Linked DNA regions of Mus musculus: region 1 is linked to region 2. Evidence: chromatin loops called from intact Hi-C (ENCODE). Cell type or tissue: left cerebral cortex. All regions are shown on one strand. Links, peaks and the distances in the headings refer to the core of each region. The heading gives the core; the rest is flanking DNA.

Region 1 (4,399 bases), core at 201-4,200, 190 kb after region 2:
CCAGTTTGGAAGGGGAAGTAGCCACTACTGACTGGTCTGGAAGTTGAGCATCAAAAAAACAATGGAAACAACCAGAAAGGGAAAGATGTCAAAATATAGCTAGTCTTGCTTCACTCATTGTAGAATCCAGTCTTTCCAAGGAAAACGAAATTACAGCATTAACTATTTATACATATGGTGCATTTATTGACCACTGCTTAGGCAGTAAGTGTTTTTACAGGTAGATGTGAATCTTTCCCTGTGTATTTTTGTATTCTGTCATAGATGTATTTAGAATAGACACAATTGGAGCATACACACTGTGTACATAACTGATTTACAGGCAAGATTACCAATCAACCTCCATGAGCTATCTTCTCCTTTTCCTTCCTCACAGAATTCCCAATGTTTTTTGTGCTCTGAGTCCATTAGGTGAGTGCGACCAGACTGAAAGAGGGTAAGAAGTGTTCTGAGTCATAGGTACTGTTAATGGTCTAAATTCTTTCAAGGCCCCTGAAACAAGTGGCCGCAGTTCACCCTTTTTTCATTATCTGTCCTATGGTATAATAATGTAATAGGGGGAAGAAATGTCTCTCACCAATGTGCGCTGGGGCAGGGAGATGGCATGGAATACACTAGGTCTTATGGGCGCCCTCCCTTTAGGGCACTGTAGAACAAGGGAAGAGTGCAGATATCAAACCCTGCAAGGCCTCTGGCCCACACAGAGAAGAGGCCAAAAGAGTTTGCCAGCTTCCTGGGGCTGTGCACTGGAGTTAAATCCATAACATTCATAACCAGGTTGTAAATTTTAGGCCATAGTTCATTAACTCCAGAAGTTCAAAATGATACCCCCTGCTTGCCCAGTCAATGCAGCTGAGAGTTTTCCTGGCGCGTGATGATCCATCAACAATTGGATTCCAATATCTTTTGCTTCATTAATAGAGTCACACGGGCCCCTCCTGTGGAGCTGGAGAAGGCTTCTGCCTCCAAGCCTTTGTTGCTGGGTCGGGCTGCAATTTGAGCTTCCAGCTACAGGCAGACCCCTGTGTACACCTGTTCCTGGCTTCTTCCAGTCGGAGTCTCGAGGTTGACTAAAGGTCCGCACCAAAGATCTTCCATGGGGCATGTTTAGCGTTAATGAGATGGTTGAACACCGACTGAAGTCAGTCCACATCTTAAGGAAACTTGTGTAGTCTTCGTCCATTTACCCTAAGTATATCCTATCTCATCTGATCATAACAAGTGTGCAGTTATGAACCTGGTTAATGCAAGAATGGGAGAAAATCCTTTGTTGGGGAATCTAACAACCTATGGTTGTGTAGACTTTCAAACCAACAACTTTATCTCTACAGTTTAAGGCAGAATCTATCCCATCTGACTAGGCCCAGGGAAAGTCACCTCCCTCATACTGACCCAGAGATTGTCAGCCTCCCGAGTGGGATTGGAACAAAGCTTGAAAATGTGTGGCTTTATGACCCACAACCAAGAAGCAACCCCAGACAGTCTGTGAAGTTAACCTGGTCTAGAACAACCAAAGGTATAAAAGCCTGAGGTGTGAGCATTATCTGTGTTCAAGAAATAGCTGCCCCTGTCCAAATAGAAACCTCCATTCCAGCACTAGGTTCATGGTCAAGTTTAGATAGGGGGGAAATCAAGTCAAAGTCAAGGGTTGGGCCAATCCAAATTAGCAGTCAGGGCAACATTGAAGGCATGAGACACAGAGATGCCTGTTACGGTCACTGTTTGAGGCATTCTGGTTCAGCCTTGTTAATAGTACTAGTGAAGGCAGACAGAATCCCGAGGCTACGCTATTCTCTCCCCTGAAGCCGCTCCCTCCATCAGCTGAAACAATGAAGACCCACAGTGCAATCAGGAGGGCACCGTGGTCTTTCAAAACTTTTGTGAAATTCAAATAAGGTTCTTTTCCTTAGCAACCCTGCCCACTGTGAATTCTATACACACTCCCACACACCTCACGTGCATGCTCCCCAAATCTCTTGCTTTCTCAGCCACTAAAACAACGTCATTGTAGACCCATAAATGTCCGTTGCTCCAAAGCCTCAGAAGCATTTTCTGCCTCCTGTTAATAAATTGTTCTTCTCTTTGCACAGCAGAGAAAAGATGAGGACGAAATTGGGGGGAATTATTTCCCAAGTATTGTTTCTCTAACAATAGCGATCCTTGCTCCTGAAAACTCTGTTTTGTTTAATATGTTCTTTCTGTAAAGCGGTACAACGTGACAGCGTAATAATCCATAAAGCAGTGTAAAGGGCTGATTCCCCCACAGTGTCCACTGAGCACACAGACGAGCTTTTCCATCCAGAGGGAGTTGTGTATATCAAGAGAGGGTAAGTGCACAAAATCGGGGTCTGCAATAAAGTGGGGTCCAAATGTCAAGGATTAAATGTTCGGATTCTCTGCTTCATGGTAGAAGTGTTTGTGGGGAGAATGGGACTCCATGGCTTTACTTGAGGGGGGTTCTCACACACAGAGCAAATTCATACTTTCCTTATGGAAAAAGGAAAATGGTCAGATTAAGTATAAACGTTTCTGGGCAACAAAACACCAAGACCAAGCAAAATCAGAGTAGATCTCAGTTAACAATGGCCCTTGGAGCTGAGGGTTGGGAAGAAGGATGTTTGACTCCTGAGTCCGAATCCCTGAGACTCACAGTCAATGGTATTTGGGGGACGGTCTTAGGAAGTTACTTCACAAATCATTTCAAAAATCCTTCCATTCTCAGAGGCACCGCGTCTTCACAGTGATGTCCTTTTTGTTGTTCTTGACTCTTTATTGTCTCTCTTTTCTAGTTCCTAACTGCTACACACACACCTTCAGAACACATCATGTGCTAGTGTTACTTTAGTAGGGGTCAGATGGTGGGCAGGAACCTGAAGGGACAAAAGTCCCATGTGAGCTGAAGTGCATATTACAACTAAAAAGGGCAGATCTGGCATGTAGAGGCAGACCCTGGCTACATAATCTGGGCAGGATACTATGTCCTGTCCACATCGACCTCTGTTCACTGGTATCGCTGATTCTACACATGACTCTGGCATCTCTCATCACACAGGCTAATTCCATTTCCCTTCTAGACTTGGGCTTGGCCATCATGTGTTATTTTCTTGAGTTGTAGATGGAGAACTAATATAACATCTGAGGACCGCTCTGTGTGCCTTAGCCATTGTCCGTCCCAGGACAGGCTCAGAAAGACATTCAGAACAGAAAAGACCTTCCTTACCTGCTCCCTGTGTCGATCACCCAAACCCTTCTAAAGTTTTCCATGTTATCTCAATCCACCATCCTGGCCTTCTCTTATGCCCAAGAACAACAAGACAGTTGGACAGTCTTCTGCTGGATGAGTCCCTCAAGCCTGCTCTCAAAGTTCACCAGAGCCACAGGATCCAGCAAGCTCTGTCCTGTTCCCAGATTGACTCCCTGCTACCTTGCCAGGTTCTTCCTCCAGCAGGCATGAGTCAATGGTGTTTCATAGGCCAAATAGGATGTAGATGGCAGGAGGACCAAATGCTTCCAGAGCCTTCATTTCTATCTGAGCAGAGAGGCAAGGAAGGAGGAAGAACATGGAGCAGGTGATTGTTGTCTGCACGAGTCATGGCTCTCTGCAGTGAGATCTATATATGAGGGCTTTTAGTGCAGATATTGGCTTCAGTGATTATGCAGAAGTCCCAGCATCTAGCCAGTGATGAAATTTAGTCCAAGTGGACTAAATGGTCATGGGGGAGCCAGGGGTGGCCACCAGGCTAGGTCCCCTGGAGTCCAGTGGCTTGAGAAGCAGGAGCTCTGATTTCTGGGGCAAGCTATGATGACTTTTGTATCACCTCACACCCTCACCTTGAGACTTGGTGGACATTGTGAAAGAGGGGGTAGAAAGATTGTAAGAACCAGAAGGTGGGTGTGAGCACTGTGAAATGGTGTCTTCGGGACACAGGGGCTGTTGCACTCGTGAATTCACCACAGCTCTGGTTGCCTGCACAAGATCAAACCAGTTAACACTCCAGGATGGATGGAGGAAGGGCTCACAAGGCCCCACCCTTAGCCACTGACGGTAGTTAGCTACTGAAGGAGAAAGAGCCATTTTTCATCAGGAGTGTGGCCCATGGCAGGTTTCCCATGCTCTACCCATAGGCACAGAAGCAGCACAGCTCAGACTCAGTGGGTTATTGGGAGGATGCTCTAGGGAAGGTCTAGCATGAGTTAGGGGTGGGGAGTAGGGTCAGATATGATCTAAATACATCATTTACATGTTTGAAATTGCCAAAGAATAGATTTCAAAAATGAGTACAGAAAAAAAAACTGGACATTTACTCTGCTTCTTATTCTACTGGTCCTCAGTGAGGTAGATGACGACCACCCACCTTGAGTCTGCCCAGGAACACCCTCCTAGACATAACCAGGGATA
Region 2 (4,399 bases), core at 134-4,133:
TCACTGGCATTAGAGCCTACTCCTTCGAGATTCGGGTGTATATGGAAGAGCAGCTGACATATTCAGCCTTGTGGACAGAGCAACTTCTGAATTTTTGAATTTCTGTTGGTAGACAGCCATTGTTGGACAGGCTGGACCACATACTGTAAGCCACTCTAATAAATCTCCTTTTTACACGTATAAAGAGACTCATTCTATCAGTTCTGTTCCTGTAGAGAAACCTGATGAATACACCACTTTTGCCTCAAGATTTCCTATCAAACAGGTTGTCAGCAAGATAACTCAGTGGTTAAAGGTGCCTGCAGCCAATCCAGACTACCTGAGTTTCCATCCCTGTGACCCACATGACCAAAGAAGAGAACCAGCTCTTGCAAGTTGGGTCCTATGACTTCCACACAGCATACGTGTACCCTTCCCAGACAACACATACCTATGCAAGCAAAATAAATTAAAGAGAATTTAATTGATGTCAAAAGTGATTTCCTATTCATTTTTTATTGGTTTTCTGTAGAATTTGTGGTGTCCCTACCAGTTTTATCTATAGATCCACTACTCTAAGGCCCATGTGTTGTTTTTGTTTTTCCTCCTGTGTCCCTGGAAGCAATTAGGCCATCAACATTTGTGTTATCTGGGCAGTAAGCATGTAGCCTGTGCATCTTGGCACTCAGTAGTCCCAGCTTGCGGAAAGTTGTTCTTTAAATAAATGCACATCAAAGCGAGATATCTGTAGTCTGAACGTTTAATCTTTAAAGAAAATAAAACTTTATCCCCCAGGAAACTTTGGGTCTGTCTCTACAATTATTCATTATTATTGACTGTCTAGTCCTGGTTTTATCCCTAACTTTGAGTGTATTTCTTTCAAGCCACTCTCAATTTTGAAACTTGCAGTTGAAATTCCTTCCTGGGGCTGGACTCAAAGCCCCACTCCTGTAGTTTCATCAGATGCTCACGTCCCTGGAGTCCTTCTTCTGCCAACAGCAGATTACGCTTCTATTGGGGATATCCTTCACTTCTCTAGAGCTTCCTTCCTCTGTCAGCAGTGATCAGATGTTTCACGTGACCCAGCCACCAAGTCCTCCCTGCTCAGCACTAGAAAGGAATCTCCAGTGGGGCAGCTTACTGCTTTTAAGTTTCCTATTCACAGTTTACCTCTTTCTTTAGGGCAGAATCCCAAATAGGAACAGATGAGATGAAGTCGCTTAGAGCTGCTGGTCTGGGGACTGGTGGGGTAGCCGGGAGACTGATCAAAGAGTTCCATAAAATGGGAGGATGCCTACCCACTTACTCACTCTTTCCCCCCTTTCTTCCTCCATTTGTTCTTATCAATGTTTTCACTGAATTATATGTCAATCAATGTTTGAAATGAGTCCCTTTAGCCACCAGCTCTCTTACAACCTGCTTTAGATTCACACCGTGTACTTCTAAAAGCTCGCTACATGCCCCTTTCCAATGCACACCGGTAGCAGGATAGATGGCCATGTAAATGTACTTATAACTATCATACTGTCTAGCACAAGTCAGGAGAGCTAGGATAAAGGGTTCTCTGCTTTATTCACGGCTTCCACATCTCTGGAGTTTATCATATTTCATAACACATAGAAAGTGTCAATGAGAAGTTAGAGATGAAAGTTTGGGATGGGGGGGGAGTGTAGTGCCAAATAGGCATCAAATCCAGCAAACTTCCAGAGCTCCAATCCCATTTCCATATCCACTGTTTCTACGATCTTAGATGATGTATGTGATAACCTCTGCCTTAGTTTTCTCACCTATAAAATGGCTACATCAGGGTTTCACTGGAGATAACACGAACACTCCTTGGGGTTCTTTAAGCAGGCAAAGATTGAATACAGGGGTCCAGGTACTTATAAAATTGTTGGAAGACACATGGAGCTTCAGCCAACATTAAAACGTTCCAAATGCCGTCCGTGTAACAACCAAGAGGACACTACCAAACAAGTCCGGCAACAAACTAAGAGGACACTTACATCTGCCAGTCAGAAAGCTGGGGAAACAGGAGGCCACTGTCCAAACTTCTGAGTGCAGGATCACATCACCACGAGAATAATCCAGGAACACAGGGAACGAAGAGACTTGGACTCTGTCATTACCACCGCTGCCTCCAGAGTCAAACTGTTAGACCATCTGGGTATGCACTAGAACACGAAAAGCTCACTTAAAACTCCTCATCACCCTACTTAGCTCAGTGAGGAGTTCCGGTTCTCACTTCCAAAGGGATGAATCAAAATCACACGAGGACTATAAGCCGCAAGGCATCCTGGGAAGTGTAGTTTTTTACCAGCCACTGCAGGATGGGAAGTAATCCTGGAGGGGGTGCAATCGCCATTGACCACAAGCAGCCACAATTTGCTGTAGAGGAGCTAACCAAGATTAACTATGAAAAGTGCTTTACACAGTGCCTAGCACATAGGGGGCATCTTATACATTTTTATCTCTTTTTATCATTTTACCTGGGAAAACCTAGCATGTTAGCTCTGATGACGACTGTCACACGCATTTCCTGAGGGTTATATGGATAGAGTAACTAATTTAATCTAACAGCCTCATATGACAGGACTCAGTTATTTTTGGTACGGGGTATAGGCAGAGTCCATGCATTTCTCTTGGTGTTCCACATTTCTGGATTTCTTCAGACAACTGGAAATTTTTAGGCAATGATCCACTTTCAGTCTTCTGATTGAATGTTGTACACTCTTGTTGGGGATGGCAGGATAGCCTGGCGTCTGGGAATACATGCACTGGGAATTTAGACAGTTGTTTGAAGCTATTCTATAAATACTGGACAAAGCATGCCACTTACAGGTGTTTCATCTGATGGGTCTGAGGCAGGAGGTTGTGGGTGGGTGTGGCACGTGCGCATTTGAGCACCTACGTGTTCCCATCTTTTCAAAACACCGGACTTCTTTCTGGTACCAAGTCTGAGTCCCTCTTTTCTCTTCTTCAGGCAAATCCTCTTCGTTACCAGCTCCTATGCTGGGCCCTACAGGACGAGGGCAGTAAAGCTCTCAAGGAATTTTCTGTTTGTGTGAGAAGACACATGTGACACTGTTGTGACTGGTGCCCATGGTGTATGCCTTGCGATACAAGAAATATAAGCTGAAAGCTGAAAGAAAAATGACTGATGGGAGTTTCCCAAGTCAAGAGAACTTAGGGAATTAATGTGTTCCATCAGGGGGTGGGGGTGAGGAGAAGACATGTACTCAAAGATCAGCGGTTTAAAAGGTAGATAGGTGAACCAGGATCGATTTCTGTTTTATGATTATTGGAAATGCACTAACATCCAGTTTGACCTCCAGAAGGCTGGTGTCTGCCCTTGAGTATGATACTTGTATTGCCAAGCTGGGTGCCCATGGTCGGTGGTACTTAGGCATCTGTCCTTTGTGAAAGTGTTTCTGAAGGTTTGGTTCAATTCAATGTGATAACCTATGTTTCCCAACAACTTTGGCTTAGTCTCTGTGGCTCACAATTCAGAAACTTTATGGAATAGAAAAGAGAGTTCATAAGCCCCACTAGAAATTTTCAGACATATTTTCATAGGTGAGAGTAAAGGAATTTAAGCCAAATTTGGCTTCCCTTCCCCCCTCTAGGACAGAATGCTATATAGATTGTTTATATATTTCCACCTTCTGGGGGGGGGGCAGAAGACACATCACCTCCGATACTTCTCAGGATATGATTACACGTGATCTTTATTGTATTCATTGTGCCTTCTGATGCATTCCAGAATTTCTATAATAAACTGTAATGGGAAAAATACTAATAAAAACAATAAAATACATGACTGTTCCACCTCATAGGACCGCTGTGAGAACCAAATTAAATAACGTGTGTGAAAACCCCTGGGAAATGGAAGTCATAAATGTGAACACATCCGTCTATGTTCAGAGCTGGCACTGTTTTCCGAGTCCAGCCTTGGTGGGCAAGACTACACAGGCACGGCCTTGCCTCCAGGCAGGCACGGCTAGGGTGCTTTGTCTACTCCTGTCTGTGGACCTCAGCGTAGGCATCTCCCCACAGCATCGCTGCTTCCAGGGGAGTTGTCCAAGTGTTATCTGTTGGGAATGTCTTTGATGCTGGGGAACTAATGCTACCTACGCTCTTGGAATCAACATGTTTGAACTAACTCAAAAGAGACATGGGATGCCCTAGAGAAGCCTCCGGGAGCCAGTTGCAGCCAGGAGACTCTTCTCTGACACCTTTCATTCCAACCTTTGCACTCTTGTTGGCACAGCTGGACAATTCTTTGTATCAAGAAGCCAGAATCTTGAGCTAATATCAGTTACCACATAAATACTTGGAGCAACTGAAAATGAAGGACCTTTGAGAGGTCTCCTCCAACAAGATCCTGGGAACAGTAGTTACCTATCCTGAGTCCCATGTA

What was found. A loop is a pair of places that touch in the nucleus more often than their neighbours do. Peaks named below come from ENCODE experiments on the same cell type or tissue, not always from the same donor. Only the 100,000 strongest peaks of a DNase experiment are listed, where the experiment ranks them.
Region 1: a loop joins it to region 2, with 2.2 times the contacts of the local background. A loop is called at or near these places in 2 of 42 quality-filtered maps.

Annotation. Positions count from the first base shown.
Region 1 is chr9:47,973,744-47,978,142 of GRCm38, reverse strand. No RefSeq gene overlaps it. Among named protein-coding and RNA genes, the nearest start is that of Gm32016, 37 kb to the right of the region's middle. In left cerebral cortex, for the core only: no CTCF peak of the experiment used is centred there; a DNase peak (open chromatin) is centred at 1,957.
Region 2 is chr9:48,159,846-48,164,244 of GRCm38, reverse strand. It overlaps a transcript of Nxpe4 not described here. Among named protein-coding and RNA genes, the nearest start is that of Gm40518, 3.3 kb to the right of the region's middle. In left cerebral cortex, for the core only: a CTCF peak has its summit at 2,323; DNase peaks (open chromatin) are centred at 2,279 and 2,900; H3K4me3 peaks cover 1,859 bases; H3K27ac peaks cover 485 bases.